Linked DNA regions of Mus musculus: region 1 is linked to region 2. A link is a loop called in an ENCODE intact Hi-C map of the cell type or tissue named here. Cell type or tissue: left cerebral cortex. All regions are shown on one strand.

Evidence for each region. Hi-C counts contacts between places; a loop is a spot of excess contacts. Peaks named below come from ENCODE experiments on the same cell type or tissue, not always from the same donor. Only the 100,000 strongest peaks of a DNase experiment are listed, where the experiment ranks them.
Region 1: a loop joins it to region 2, with 5 times the contacts of the local background. A loop is called at or near these places in 4 of 42 quality-filtered maps.

What each region holds. Positions count from the first base shown.
Region 1 is chr10:75,761,039-75,769,038 of GRCm38, forward strand. It overlaps Cabin1 (calcineurin binding protein 1), which reads right to left and starts at 3,319. Exons shown (of 37, transcript NM_172549.3): 1 at 2,987-3,319. It also overlaps the pseudogene Gm19326. In left cerebral cortex, CTCF peaks have their summits at 3,467, 4,312 (motif pointing left) and 5,211 (motif pointing left); DNase peaks (open chromatin) are centred at 3,339 and 4,242; H3K4me3 peaks cover 2,014 bases; H3K27ac peaks cover 808 bases.
Region 2 is chr10:75,582,072-75,590,071 of GRCm38, forward strand. Ggt1 (gamma-glutamyltransferase 1) reads left to right here. Exons shown (of 15, transcript NM_001379537.1): 11 at 2,749-2,936; 12 at 3,087-3,214; 13 at 3,316-3,428; 14 at 3,520-3,633; 15 at 3,810-4,122. The coding sequence ends at 3,956. It overlaps Ggt5 (gamma-glutamyltransferase 5), which reads left to right and starts at 7,310. Exons shown (of 12, transcript NM_011820.5): 1 at 7,310-7,811. The coding sequence starts at 7,639. In left cerebral cortex, a CTCF peak has its summit at 4,328 (motif pointing right); DNase peaks (open chromatin) are centred at 4,344 and 7,309; H3K4me3 peaks cover 393 bases.

The DNA.
Region 1 (8,000 bases), 180 kb after region 2:
AGTACAGAGCTGGAACCTGGCTCAGCAACAAAGAGCATGGATTGCTCCAGAAGAGAACATAGTTTGGTTCCCAGCACCAACATCAAGTAGCTCCAGCCATCTTTACCTCCAGCTCCTGAGGAGCTGATGCACATCTCGGGCCTCCCTGAGCAACCACATCATGTGCACATACCCACACACATACGTAATTTTAAAATTAAAATAATTTAAAGATAATAATGATAATTTAATGTAAAAATTGATTCATACAAACCATAAATAGACAATATGATAGTGCAGAAAATCCTATTGGCAGGACCAACAAGATAAAGTCCTTAGTAAGAGATCTGCAATGTACACAGGGAAAATTGTAGAACACAACTCAGAGTGTGACTCCTGTGTAACGCATCTCTTCTCCTCAGGTAGGATACAAGGTGTCAGTTCTCCCGAAGTTACCACATAAACCTCATGCAGTGCCCCCCAAAACCGAGATAACAGACAAGATGACATCAAGGACCATCTAGAAAAATAAAAATGTAAGACTACCTAAGTACAAAGTGAAAAAAAAAAACCTGCTAAGAAGAGAATAAGCTTTATCCAATGTTATAAACACAAACTATAACACATGCTACATAAAGCCTTAAGGGATGAAATGAGAGGAAGCAGCACATGTTGCCACAGAGAGGTCAGGTCCAGAGTTACACTCCAGTGTGCATGTGCTGCGCTTGAGGGTCAACTTCAGCATGTTCCCCAAAAGATTCCTGGGCCTCGGTGGGTCAATGCTGGCAGACAGTGTGACCTTTAAGAAGTGATGCTTACAGCAAACGCCTTGACTGCTGCGAGATGGCTAGGATGATAAAGGAACAGGAATTGGATCCCCGGAAACCACATGGACAAAGCTGTCCTCTGAGCTCCAATGGTGCTGCGGCACTCAGGCCCCACCGTCATCTCATACACAAGATTAATCTATCAGTTAATCAAACACTTTTTTTTAAAGCTGGGATTGGAGGCCTGTCATCCCAGCATTCAGGAGAATGAGGAACCTGAAGGATGGTTCAAATTCAAGGACATCCTAGTTTCACAAAACTTACTTCATCATATACTTTATGCACATAGCCGGAAGATAATTTTACATAAAATGTTTAATAATTTGTACATGGAACAAAGTATCATGGTACAGAATTTCCACAGTCATCTCTGCACTCAAAAGTTTTGGATTTGGGGGAAATTAAGATTTTCAGACTAGGATGCTTAATCTATAATCACTTATCAATTCCCAGCCTAACTGTTGCAGTTTTCTAAGAATAACACATTTTAAATTCTCAAGTTTCGCCGGGCATGGTGGTGCACGCCTTTAATCCCAGCACTCAGGAGGCAGAGGCAGGCGGATTTCTGAGTTCGAGGCCAGCATGGTCTACAGAGTGAGTTCCAGGACAGCCAGAGTTACACAGAGAAACCCTGTCTCCAAAAAAAAAAAAAAATCTCAAGTTTCTAACCCCCACCCTACCCTTTTTTTTCTTCTTCTTCTTTTAAACACAGAATCTATGTAGTGCCAGTTGACTGGGCCTGGACTTGCTATATAGACCAGACTGAGAGAGATAAACACATGCCTTTGCCTCCTGCGTTCTGAGATTAAAAGCGTGCACTGACATAGCAGGTCTGTTTCCAAACTCTATGAAGTTTCCATTGCTTAAGATCATAGTAAAGAAAAGCTATTTATGGCCCTCAGCTCTGCCATCCAGTTAGTGAAAGGCAACCAAGGGGCCTACTAGGGTCTAGGAGCCTGGCAATTTTTCTTGTCAGGGATAAGGGAGTTTTCAAGGTAGGGTCTCCCTGTGTAGCTCTGACTATCCTGGAACTTGCTCTGTTCCACCTGTCTCGGCCTCCACAGTGCTTGGGATTAAAGGCACACACACCATTACACACAGTGTGATGGTTTGCATATGCTTGGCCCAGGGAGTGGCACTATTTGGATGTGTGGCCTTGTTAGAGGTGTGTCACTGTGGGAGTGGGATTTTATACCCTAGTCCTAGCTTCCTGGAAGTCAGTCTTCTGTTAGCAGCCTTCAGATGAAGATGTAGAGCTCTCAGCTCCTCCTGCACCATGCCTGCCTGGATGCTGCCATGTTCTCGACTTGATGATAATGGACTGAACCTCTGAACCTGTAAGCCAGCCGCAATTAAATGTTGTCCTTTATAAAACTTGCCTTGGTCATGGTGTCTGTTCACAGCAGTAAAACCCTAACTATGACACCTGACTTCTGGCAGTCTTGAGGTTATGGTAGAACTGTGTGTGAGAGACTGACTTAACATAAATGCCCCTCTCTATGCCTGTTTCCTCTATGATGTGACATGCTGGTCTAGACATGGCCTGTAGGTTCACCATCCACTGCTATTATACAGCCCGAAAGGAGGATTTTTTTTTCTTTTTTACATTTCTAATGAGGAAAACAACCAGCCAACCAACCAACCTCTTGATTCATGACAATTACATAAAAATTATTTCCATTCAGCTTTCAGTATCTATAAATAAAATTATAGTGACACACTGTCTCATATATTGTCTTTGACTTTATTAATGAAACAATTGAACAGCCACCCCAAATCTAAAACACTTACCATTAAAAGTATTGTTTTTTTTTAAATTAAATTTACAACATAAAATATAAATCTATCTACAAGAGTGTGCCAACCCCTGAAGGAGATCATTCTAAATTTTATTCCTAAGCAAATTAATCAATCACATAGAAGGAACTTTACCCAGATGAGGTTCAATAGGCCACACTGATGACCTATAAGAAGTCACGTCTTGAAGAGTTAAGCGGCAAAGTCCACAAGTGCAGAAACCTGACAGCGCCAGGTGAAGTCGTTCTACCTGCCTCCTCCATGGAGGGTGTTGAGCAGAATGGCTGCAGTCGGGGTAAGCCGCACCGGAACTTTAAAGTCGTTTAAAACCTTCCCTCGGCCTCAGTTTCCACCCCTGGAAATGGTACTCACATCACACTCACCTCGCTGGGCTGCGGTGAAGGTGAACGAAAGGACGCACCGAAAGGGATGGCTTCGAGCTGCGGTCACTGTGACCCACCCTAGGCGCCACCGGGCGAGGCTGCGGGAAGCGAGAAGAAGCCAGCGTGGGCAGAAGACCCGCGCCCGTGCCTTCGGGTCTCGAGCCTGGCTTCGGCCCACCGCGCCCGGGAGGAAGGGGAAGAGCGGGTCTTCTCGCGTGGTTCCACCTCCTCGCGCTCACGGGAGCCGTGCGCACACTTAGCAGACACACACAGCCCTTGCTCCCCGGAACTCGACCGGCGTCTCCAGGGCAACGGCCGGAGCTCCCAGACTCCTGCGCGCGACAAACCAACAAGGAACGCTCTCATTGGCTGAAGTGTCAGCCTTATCAGCCAATCGGAGTAGGCTGTTTGGGCGGACCCACGGGTTCGCTGTGCGCTGTGTCTTTGACTCGCGCGCGTGGGAACGCTGCTGCCTGCTGCTGCTGCGCTCCGCTACCTGCAGGACTTAACAGTTTTGTTTTATTTTGCTTTGGTTTTGTTGTTGCTATTGTGTTTTATTTTGGTCTGGTTTGTTTTAAGCAGTGTCTCACTAGTGCAGCCCAAACTAGCTTCGAACTCGTGGCTATCCTCCGGCTTCGGACTCCGGCTTGCTAAGGTTACTGGCCATCACATACTACCACTTGCACGCACGCTTTATGAACGCGAGTTTACAAACTAGAACCCCCCCCCCCCCCATTCACTAAAACAAGCGCATTGCTGCCAAAGACCCGGAGCAGGTGTTCTGACGATAATGATTGGAAACCCAAGCGACACGCAAGCAGAACTAGATAGGGAGCTGGAACTTGTTATGGTGCCCAGGCCTCGCCTCTTCTGCCTGGTCTGGAACTCCGTATTTACAGGCTCTCCGACTCACAAAGATAAGCCTGCCTCTGTCTCCCAAGAGCAGGGATTAGATACATGAACGACTTAGAAACGCAAATGATTTAAAAACCAAAGGGCGGGGGAGCAGACCCGCTTAAGAAACGTGTCAGAGAAGTTTACCGGTTTTTGAGCAGAAAAACCTGATAAGGAGAGGTTAGTATTTTGGGAGTTGATGCAACCCTTTAGGGAGGAGCTCCACACTGCTGGAATCCCTGGTGGCAAAGTATCCCACAAGAATGATTTAAATAACACTAAGGGGCTGCAGAGCCGTCTTGGCAGTTCAGAGCACTGGCTTCTCTTCCAGGGGACCTTGGTTTGAAGACCAGCATTGGCACAGCTCACAACCGGCTGTAATTTCAGTTCAAGAGTTCAAGACGATCTCCAACGCCCTCTTCTGGCTTCTTCTGGAACTGCACAATGTGGTACACAGCCATACATGCAAGCAAAACACTCATACACATAATTTTTTTTAAAAAAAGGTTTGTTTACTTTATGAATGTAAGTACACAATATCTGTATTCAGACACACCAGAAGAGGGCATCGGATCCCATTACAGATGGTTGCAAGCCACCATGTTGGGAATTGAACTCAGGAACTCTGAAAGAACACATTAAAATTTTTTTTTTTTTTTTTTTTTGGTTTTTTGAGACAGGGTTTCTCTGTATAGCCCTGGCTATCCTGGAACTCTGTAGACCAGGCTAGCCTCGAACTCAGAAATCCACCTGCCTCTGCCTCCCAAGTGCTGGGATTAAAGGCGTGTGCCAACACTGCCCAGCTCACATAAAATTTTTAACAATGAATGTTACGGCTTTTTTCCCCCATATTGTAAGAGTTTGAAAACTTATTTAAAGCTGGGCATGGTGGCACACGCCTTTAATCCTAGCACTTGGGAAGCAGAGGCAGAGTGACCAGGTGATCTCTGTGAGTTCCAAGACACCCAGGGTAACACAAGGTAACACAAACCCTGTGTAGAAAAACAAAAACCAAACAACAACAACAAAATGCGGGGGGCGGGGGAGCAAGGCTTGTTTAAAAAGAAAACATTAACAGTAAGAATCATGGTGCATAATTCAATCAGTCTGGTACAAAGAAAACAACCTTATTAATATTCCAAGAGGTTAAAAAATATATTACCAACTTTGACTTCAGAAAAGTATAGACTGGAGGTTGGAGAACACCAACTGGCTCTTCCAGAGGTCCTGAGTTCAATTCCCAGCAACCACATGGTGGCTCACAACCATCTGTAATGGGATCTGATGCCCTCTTCTGGTGTGTCTGAAGACAGCGACAGTGTACCCACATACATAAAAGAAAAAAAAAAAAGTATAGACTGCAAGAGGGTAGAGGAACAGAAAGAAAAATTATTAAAATTGTGTAAACAGTGAGTCTTGGTGGTGAGACTTCTGCCTGTGCACACTCGGGAAGCTGGGGCAGGAGGATCACTTCAAGTTCAAGGCTAGCCTGTTTTACACAACAGATTCAGGTCAGTCAGGGCCACCTAGAAAGAGCCATTCTCAAAACCACAAATATAGCACGAATAGTATAGTATGCTTATTGGATCCAGTTTCCATCACTCGGTTCTTGAAAAATAGACCCCATGCCGGGGTCTACAGGGTAAGGGTTCAAAGGTGAAAGAAATATTGATCATGCCAGAGCCTCAAACAGAACAGAATTGACAGAGAGATAGCTCGGAGCTACCTTGGGGTGGGGAGAACATTTGAGAAGTGAGAGACCTTTCTATGCAAGCCGACAGGTAATATCAGTGTATGTGGTAGGGGTGACAGATTCAATATGGTAAGACTGTTTGTCTTCCATTCCCGCTGAGTTCCCGCTGAGAGGTCCATGTCAGTGCCATCCTCAGGTGTCCTCAGAATTCCAACACCCGCTGGTAGAGAGAAGAGGTTGGCTTATCAGTCTCAGAAACTAAATGAGCTCCAGTCAGCCTCTCAAACTTAGAAGATGCACAGCTTTCTTTCCGCCCTGCTTAGCTGCTTTGTTAGCTTGAAGCAAGCTAGAGTCACCAGGGAAGAGGAACCTCAGCTGAGACAGTGCGCCCATCAGATTCCTCTCTAGGCAAAGTCTATAAAAAGTCTAGAGGGTGTGTTCTTGATTAATAATTGGTGTGGGAAGACCCAGCCCGTTGTGGGAGGTGCCACCACTAGTCAGATGATCCTGGGTTGTGTATGAAAGCAGACAGAAGACTCTTAGGTCAAAATGGCGGGTCAATCTGCTGTTGCAGCATCAAGCAAGTGGCTGGATGGTTTTCGAAAGTGGTATTATAACGCTGCAGGATTCAATAAACTGGGGATAATGCGAGATGCTACACTACATGAAACTGAAGATGTAAAAGAAGCCATAAGAAGGCTTCCTGAGGACCTTTATGACAGGCTGTTTCGAATTAAGAGAGCCTGACTATGAGGCATAGGATCTTGCCTAAGGATCAGTGGACAACATATGAGGAGGACAAATTCTACCTTGAACCCTATCTAAAAGAGGTTATTCGGGAAAGAAAGGAGAGAGAGGAGTGGGGGAAGAAGTGATCTTTTAGATAAGATCTGTGGGTGTGCCTGGTCTCACCATACTTCTACAAAGTTATTTCAATCTGAATCACAATTTAAGAAATATTTGCTCTACCTATGTCTCACTTTAAATAAATGTCTATTGTAAACATGAAAAAGAAACAGAGAAAGAGAGAGAGAAAACGAAAGAAAGAGCAGACAAAAGTTATGTAAAGAAAGCCAGTGTGTTCTGCTAAGACTAGATGTCCCAGGGTAGTGTGGTACCCAGGAAGAGGGGAGAGAAGAAGAGGAGGAGCAAGGGGAGGATAGATTTGGGGTGGAACTGGAAGGAAAAAAAGAAGGGGATGTAGGGAGCCATTCCAGACTTCCTGGTCAGCAAGATGGAAGTCTGCTCCAGGTAGTAAACAAGCCCATGTTTGGTGGATGGCCTGCCCTTAATCCCTGATTGGCTGAGCAAGCTTCCTGGTGAGGTGATGTGACCTGTGGTGATTGGTGGGGGCGTGGTTGTGGCTGGAGTGGAGAGAAAAACACTTGTAACAAGAGAGGCTAGGGGATTTAAAGTAAGTAGCTGCCTGAGTAAACTGCTTAAAGAAGAACCGGTGGTTGGTCTTTCTTGCTGGTCGAGTGGGACACGACAAGGGGACTGTGAAGTGAATTAAACAAACAAACAAAAAAAAAAAAAACGACAAGGGGACTGTGAAGTGAATTAAACAAACAAACAAACAAAAAAACTATTGTTGGAAAAAAGAAAGCCAGTGTCTTAGTTAGGGTTTTATTGCTATGAAGAAGCATCACGACCACAGTAACTCTTATAAAAGATAATATCGGCTGGTGAGATGGTTCAGTGATAAGAGCACTGACTGCTCTTCCTAAGGTCCTGAGTTCAAATCCCAACAACCACATGGTGGCTCACAACCACCCATAATCTGACACCCTCTTCTGGTGTGTCTGAAGTCAGCTACAGTGTACATACGTATAATAATAAATAAATCTTTGATTCGGAGCAGTCAGGGACTGAGCGAACAGGGCCAACAGGAGCGAGTAGAGGTCCTAAAAATTCAATGCCCAACAACCACATGAAGGCTCACAACCATCTGTACAGCTACAGTGTACTCATATACATAAAATAAATAAATCTTTAAAAAAAAAGATAACGTATAATTGGACTTGCTTACAGTTTCAGAAGTTCAGTCAACTATCACAGTGGTGGGAAGCATGGCAGCATGCAGGCAGACATGGTGCTGGAGAAGAAGCTGAGAGTTCTACATCTCGATCCACAAGCAGCAGAAGGAGACTGTGTACCACACTGGGCAGAGCTTGAACATAGGAGGCCTTCAAGCCCACCCCATACAGTGACACACTTCCTCCAACAAGGCCACACCTCCTAATAGTGCCACTCCCAATAGGCCAAGCATTCAAACACATGAGTCTGTGGGGGACGTTCTTATTCAAACCACCACAACCAGTAGACATCATCTATTGTCTACAATTCTTGCCTCCTCCAGGTTCCTGCGTTAGGTTTCTTTCGGTCCTGACTTTATTTCATGATAGGCTACAACTGTAAGGTGTAAAA
Region 2 (8,000 bases):
TGAAAGCAAGGGTGTCACACGCATTGTGTGAGAAAAACCAACATCAGGGTCACATGACTCATTATCTGCCAGAGGTGGAGCCCCCACCCCAGGGTCTCCGTATCTTTTAGGTTTAACATTAATCAAATCACATCCTACCCTTTGCCACCAGGCCTCTTATGGTAGATCATTTGGTTGCTGTGACAAAACCAGAGAGGAACAGGCTTCTGAGCCTGCAGTAAAACAGATAGATAGACCATCATGGCAGAAAGATATAGTGGAGCAAAGATGACTCTGTGGTGACCAGAAAGCAGAAGACACAGGAAGGGACCAGGGCCATGATCCATCTTTCAAAAGCACATCCCCAGTGACGAATCCATGATCCCCAATAAAGGCTCTGCCTTCCAGATGGCCATCACTTTCCAGTAGTTCATTGACACTTCCGATCCAAGCCACACATGTCACCCCGAGCATTAGGGAGACTGAGGCACAAGTCAAGGCCAGCCTGCAACACATATGAAGATCTCAAAACTATCAATGGATCCAACCACTGAGGTCAGAGCCGTGAGATCCAGACTTCTGAGAAAGCACAGACGCATACAGACGTGAGGGTTTTACTAACCACCTGAGAGGCTTCCAGCGCAATCAAGTAGACAGTCAAATTAACCGCCACACCGCCGGACCTCTGCTGTTTTACTGGTTTCTAAAGCAGTGGTCTGGAAGCATGGTGATAGCCTTGTTCTGCTTCTGTTAAGCAGATCCAGGTTGCCACATGCCTTCGCTTGAACTGGGTAGTTCATGCGCCAGGCATTGCTGGTCTGATATAATAAGGAACCCTGAGCCACACTGTGCTCTGAAGCCATACAAGTTTTGTTTTTTTTTTTTTTGAGACAGAGTCTCACTAACTATGTAGCTCCAACTAACCTGAAATTCACTCCTTAGACCAGGCTGGCCTTGAATTCACAGAGACCTTCTTCCTGTCTCTTCTTTTTGAGTGCTAGAATTAAAAGCATGTGTGACCATGCCCCAGGGAAGGGAAATGGGATTTATTTGATGCCAAGGAGAGTTTGGCAGGGTCTAGAGAGAAAAGAGAAGACCTGATACTGCCCAGAAAGAACAGTGGGGACTGTTTTAGGGCTTTGGTGGAAATGGAACAGGGTATCTTGCACTGTGAGGGAGGGCAAAGGGAATCTTGTTAATGTATGACTTAAATGGAGGTAAAAGAGAGGTCACAGTTAGTTGAGATGGACCCCACTATACGAGTAGTCCAGACGTTCCAGAATGTGGCAGCCTAGAGTCTGTACTTTTCACTGGGGGGAACAAGAATGGCATGGGCCATTCTGGAACCTGAGAATCTGGGGAGTACCTTAGAGTCAGAGACTCATAGGCAGGTGGGGTGTCTGCTGGTCCTACAGCTTCAGGGGTCCCAGAATCAGCTAGTGGGTGGAGCTAGAAAGAGCTGCAGGGTGACTTGAACTGACTGTGGGCTAGGACTTAGTGTTTCACTCCTAGAGTCTGGAAACCTGGAAAGACTGCTACAGCTTTCCAGATAGATTCTGAACAGGGGAGGGATTTATCAACCACTGCATGGCTAGGAAGACAGGGAAAGTCTCCTGCAGGTGAGTCGTCTGCTTGGCCTTTAGCCTAACCTGACAGGTCCCGGGGTCCCTTTCTTTCTGGCTGTGCCCCCTTTTCCTCTACCTCCCCATCCTCTCCCACCCATAGCTCTCAGCAGCCGTCCTATGCCCATACCATGTTTGCATCTTTGTCTTGCCTGTGAACTTCACACAGGAACCTGTGTTCATGAGCCCACGCACCCAAGCTGAGTTTTTTAGTGTGTCGTGGCTGTGTGTCCCAAAGCAAGCAAGTCCCTAGCTGCCCCTCCATCTGCTCCTTCTTTAGTGTTTATTTTCCCAGGTAACGACAACTCCAGGCCAAAGACCTCAAGGCCACTATATTTTTCTCCCACCCACAGTGACATCTTCATCTGTCATGTGGTGGTTGTCCACAGTCTTCTCTGGGACCCCCCCAGATGGAACCTATGAAAATCTTTCTCATCCTGCTTACTCCTCTACCCCAAGCCTGTGTGGCTTGTAGCAAAAAGCCGAAGTCAAGCCTCTTCCTTCATCCTGTTCATTCTCCATTATCAGAGGGTTTATTTTCCCTAAAGACTTATTTATTATATGTAAGTGCACTGTAGCTGTCTTCAGACACACCAGAAGAGGGCGTCAGATCTCATTACGGGTGGTTATAAGCCACTATGTAGTTGCTGGGATTGGAACTCAGGACCTCCAGAAGAGCAGTCAGTGCTCTTAACCGCTGAGCCATCTCACCAGCCTTACCCCTCAGGTTTCATTCAGGGCTCTCCACTAGAATGCTTCCTGCCTCTCTATTCCTGTCGTCTGGCCTCCCATTTCCAATACTCTCCCTGCCTACTAGTGTTCTCTCCATGTTACACTGTTCAAGACTCGAATCTTCCCTGCTGATTCTTCAGCTCTGACCACAAGTTCCATAAACAATCACACAGATCATGTAAGAACATGGCAAGGGTCTAGTGGCTTGAGGGACAGACAGTCACAGGCTGGAGGTTAAAGAGGGTGTCGGACGGGATTTAGAAGGTACTGTCCCTAGTCCTGGGGAGGTCCTGGTTTAGCATAGAGGTAAGATCCGCGGCTGGGGCTTCCTAAGACCAGCTGGGACAGCCCTGTTGCATCCCCTTCCCGCCTCCTCCCTCCTAACCTCCTCAGGCCAGCTCTGGGGTCTCGGCAGGTGATCCGCAACATGAGCTCTGAGTTCTACGCCACCCAGCTCCGAGCCCGCATCACTGATGAAACCACCCACCCAGCCGCCTACTATGAGCCTGAATTCTACCTTCAGGATGATGGAGGCACCGCTCACCTGTCTGCGGTTTCAGAGGATGGCAGTGCTGTGGCTGCCACTAGTACCATCAACCTCTAGTAGGGGCTGTGCAGCTGCTGGGCAGAGCAGGGACCTGGGGGTGGGTGGGTGGGTGGGGCTCCTAGTAAGTGCTCTTGGCCTGGGCTGGGTGGGGACCAGGTGGGGAATGGCTGGGTTGTATATCATTATCTGAGCTGGCCTATCTTCAGCTTTGGCTCCAAGGTCCTGTCTCGGGTCAGTGGCATCCTGTTTAATGATGAGATGGATGACTTCAGCTCGCCCAACTTCATCAACCAGTTCAGGGTAGCCCCCTCACCAGCCAACTTCATCAAGCCAGGTGCAGGGTGGGAATCCTGGGATGCAGGGCATGAGTTGGGAGGGGGCTGGTACCCTAGGCAGGCAGCAGACCAGCCCCCTGTCTCCTCCTATGGATCATAGGTAAGCAGCCTCTTTCATCCATGTGTCCCTCAATCATCCTGGATAAGGACGGCCAGGTTCGCATGGTGGTCGGAGCCTCAGGGGGTACCCAGATCACCACATCTGTTGCACTGGTATGTGCCTTTTGCCTGCCCTTTCCTGCTCCTGTCTCTCTCTGCCCTTGCTCCTGGGCTATACTGACATATTGGTATCCTTTCCCGCCAGGCCATCATCAACAGCCTGTGGTTCGGATACGATGTGAAGAGAGCTGTGGAGGAGCCCCGGCTGCACAACCAGCTTTTACCTAATACCACAACGGTAGAGAAAGACATTGATCAGGTAGGCTGGGAGCTGAGGAGACAGAATCATGGTGTGGGATGAGAGAGCATCCTAGAGGCTGGCATCTTCTGAGTTACGACAAATCTGTGGCCCTGCTGAGACGTGCCCTGTCCTTTCTCTCTCTCTCTCTCTCTCTCTCTCTCTCTCTCTCACACACACACACACACACACCCCAGGTGGTGACTGCAGGCCTGAAGATTCGGCACCACCATACAGAAGTCACGCCCACCTTCATCGCTGTAGTTCAGGCTGTCGTTCGAGCATCAGGTGGTTGGGCAGCTGCCTCAGACTCCAGAAAAGGCGGGGAACCTGCTGGCTACTGAGTGCCCGGAAGAGGCAAGATTGACCCGCAGCCAAGGGACGAGAATGGGAACAGGAGCAAGAGTGGGACGTTGGAGAACATGCCGCCTCTGGGTGGGACAGAGGGAGCGCAATAAATGGAGGCCACCGCCAAGCTGCGGGAAGCCTTTGCGGGCTGAACTTTCCATATCATGGACTTTAGTGTCTTGTGTATGAAATGGAGTCATCTCACTTGGAAAATGACAAGGCAGGATCCTAAGACTTACCGTGATGTTAAGTCATGAAGCTAACACCAACCTTTAAGTGGGGGGAATCCCACCGTGCCTGAGAGTTAGGGGGATGGGGTAAACAGAACACCTAAATTGTCCTAAGCAGTGACACTTGCAATATCAGCCACTAGAGGGCGCCCCGACCTTGCCATTAACTGGAACAAAGCAATGACACTGTAGCTGTGGGTGGAGAATGCTTCTAGGACAGATGTGGGCTCTCATTGGCCCGCACTTAGGGGGTAAAACTGAAGGAGAGTAGACTAGAGACAAAAACAAGGCAATTTGGCTAAGGCCATACTTGAGGTCACTTTCCAAGCACAAACCCAGAGTGAAAGCCAAGCTTGTCTTGCAAGAGGCCCAGTTCTCAAACAAACAGACAGTCCCAGCAGGTCCGCCAGCTATAGAAAACCCACAGATCCACAAGGGGAACACAGCTCACAATGGATGAGCCCAGAAGAGCACCATTAGATACATCCCTCCTTGTGTTAGTCAGGGTTTCTATTGCTGCAATGAAAGACCATGACCAAAGCAGCTTGGAGAGGAAAGGGTTTATTTGGCTTACATTTCCACATCACAGTTGACCATGAAAGGTAAGGACAGGCACTCAGACGGGCCAGGAACCTGGAGACAGGAGCCAATACAGGGGCCATGGAAGAGTGCGACTTGCTCCTCATGGCTTGTTCAGCCTTCTTTCTTATAGAACCCAGGACCTTCAGCCCAGGGATGGCGCCACCCACAATAGGCTAAACCCTCCTCCATCCATCACTAATTTAAAAACTGTCCTGCAGGCTTGCCCACAGCTAGATCTTATGGAGGTATTTTCTCAGTTGAGGCTCCCTCTCTGATGACTCTAGTTTGTGTCAAGTTGATATAAAACTAGCCAACACACTCTTTAAGGGCAGCCCCTCATGCTGTGTCAAGGTCTATAGAACTCACAGCTGTGACCACGAGGTAAAGAGACACTTGGAGACAATGTAGAAGTGAGCCACCGGGGTAGTCACAGCCTAGGAGCTAAATATTGCCCCTTAAAGTGAGCACAAGTTGGGGGTCCCTGAGGGAAGGGACCCAGTGGCTGGAGGAGGGTCCCAGGAGGCTAGAAGTCCTGGTGTTTCCAACCTGCCCATGGGAAAGCAGGGTTTTCCTGTAGGTGTGCTCCATGTCTGAGCTCTAAAGCTCTCTATCTCTGGGGCTCCTTGGGGAACACAGAAGCTGGGCTGAAGGGGGGGGTGCCAGCCATTCCTCAATCCATATTTGAAGGGGAGAAGGCAGGATTCCCTAGGCCAATATATTAAGATATGGTATATCAGTGTTTCATGCCCCACTGGACTGGCCGGAGATTTCCATGGACCCAGGGTGCTTGAAGTGTACCGCGCTCTCCCAGACCCACTGCGTATAGCCCAGAGCTTCTTTGGAGACTTGGGGACTTGAGTGACCATCCCCTTTCTAGTGCCTTTCCATGTTACTTCCTGGATAAGGGCCTTTGGAGCCACCAGACCTGGCCTTCCCAGCCAAGTCCAGTATGATAGCAAGCCTTGAGAATCCGTAGAACTGCCTCTGAACTCTGGTCTGCGCCTGACCAGGATGTCCCAGCCAGGGACCAGGAGGGGAAGATAACCTACCCTTGTGTCTGCTTGTTCCCCCCATACTGCTTTGGCCTTAGGGGACAGTGGCCCGTGAGTGGACTGGCCTACATTCAAGAATGTGCTTTGGTTCCTGGTTGAGCAATGACATGACATTGTAGTGTTGGGGACAACTGGGATGGGGAAGACTCCCACAGACACTCCCCTCTTCCTCTAGGAAGATGTGGGAACAGGCTTACAGGAAACAGCCTCCCTTGTCCAGGCTTAGCAGGGACTCTGGGTGTGACACTTAACAGGATGGGTGGCCAGTGCGGGCATTCCCTCTCTGGGCCTCTTTTTTTTTTTTTTTTTTTTTTTTTTGGCATTGCCAAGCCGGGGGGTACGAAGATGGGGGCGGGGGGCATGCTCAGTGGAAAGAGAGTGAGGAATGATGGGAAGGCCTGAAACCAAGAGCTCTTCTGCCCTGCACATGTATTAATTCTGATCACGAGAGCACATTGGTGGGTCCTCACTGCTCCAGCTGCCTCCCACTGGAACATCCTGAGATCATGGAAAGATAGGACCCAAGCCAGGCTCCCAGAGGAGGAGGCTCACCAGCACAGAAATAGCCCTGAGTTCTTCTGGACTCAGCAAGTGGGCCTCTGAGCTGCAGAAAAAGGGAGGGCACTTGAGCAGGGCAGCCTCGTCCTTTAGAGGTCTAAGGTTGAGTTTATGGGTCACTATGTCCCAGCACTGTGTGTCAGCAGCACTGGGTGTCAGGGCACTGGACATCTGGCCTGCCTGCCCACTCCCTTCCCACCCCATGCTCAGATGTTTGGATGAGGCTGTGCCAGGCTGTAATAAAACGGTCCCGACGAGGCTGGAGAGCTGGCTCAGCAGTTAAAAGCACTGACTGCTCTTCCTGAGGTCCTGACTCTAAATCCCAGCAACCACATGGTGGCTCACAACCATCTGTAATGAGATCTGATGCCCTCTTCTGGTGTGTCTGAAGACAGCTACAGTGTACTTACATATAATAAATAAATAAATAAATAAATAAATAAATAAATCTTTAAAATATTTTAAAAGATTCATTTCTATAAAAATTTTAAAAATTAAAACAGCACGGTCCTGAGTGGCTACCTTGGTCTACCTTCAGCCCCATCTCTGTACCAGCTGGGTGATTGCATTGAGAGGCTGCCTGGGTGGAACCAGTTGGGAGTGGAAGCTGGGGAATGGAGTTTCACCCTGCAGGAGACACCCTGACCCTGAGCTGTTGGGAGGCAGGAAAACAGTGAGAGAGGTTCCCTGAGTTCCATGTCCCAGTTCCCCTGGGTGCATCAAGCATCACATTTCCAATGGCACTGGGACTGAGGAGTCTTTGGGTGGTGTTGGGGCAGCAGGGCAGGCCATGGGATCAACTGGCGATGGAAGAGTTAACAGCGGCAGCTGGCTCTTCTCAAGAAAAAAAAAACTCCCTGTAGATGCCTGGCTTGCCTCCAGGGTTGAGCCTCGGGAGCTGAAAACTGCAAGTTCAGACCTGTGGCTAGTTCTGCCTCTGGAGGAGAGTGTAGCAGCAGCCTGGCCACAGCCTGCCGTCTGTCTATCCATAAACCCAGGCTGGCTGGCTTCCTGTTTCTCCTCTGTAACCTGCCTGGCCACCTATCTGTAAGGCTGTCCGTCATCCTTTCTGTCCAGTTGTCTGGCCTGTGTGGCTGTCTGTCTTGACCCATCGATCTTTCCCCTCTGTCCAATAGCCTGAGATCACCCTGTGTAGCTTCTTTTCCCTTCAGTTTGTCAGTCAGTTTGTCTGTCTCTGTCTGTCCACTGCCCTGTGTGTCCAGTTGCCTCCCTCTCTGTCCCTGGGCCACTGAGCCATGGCTTGGGGTCACAGGGCCACGGTCTGCCTGGTCCTGCTGGGTGTAGGTCTAGGTCTGGTTATCGTTGTGTTGGCTGCGGTCCTTTCTCCTCGTCAAGCCTCTTGTGGTCCCGGTGCCTTCACGCGTGCTGCGGTAGCGGCTGACTCCAAGATCTGCTCGGATATTGGACGGTGAGTAAAAAGTGGGTGTGAGCTCAGTGGCCCTTGGCAGCTAGCGGGTTGTGCCTGGAGACTGTGTAACTGTGGTGGGGGTGTGAAGAGGGACACGCGAGTGCCGGCTGTGCTTGCGGTGGGGTAAAGGCCATGTGTGGTTTGGCTTCCTACAACAGTCCCAGGGCCCTTGCACAGAATGGTGTATGT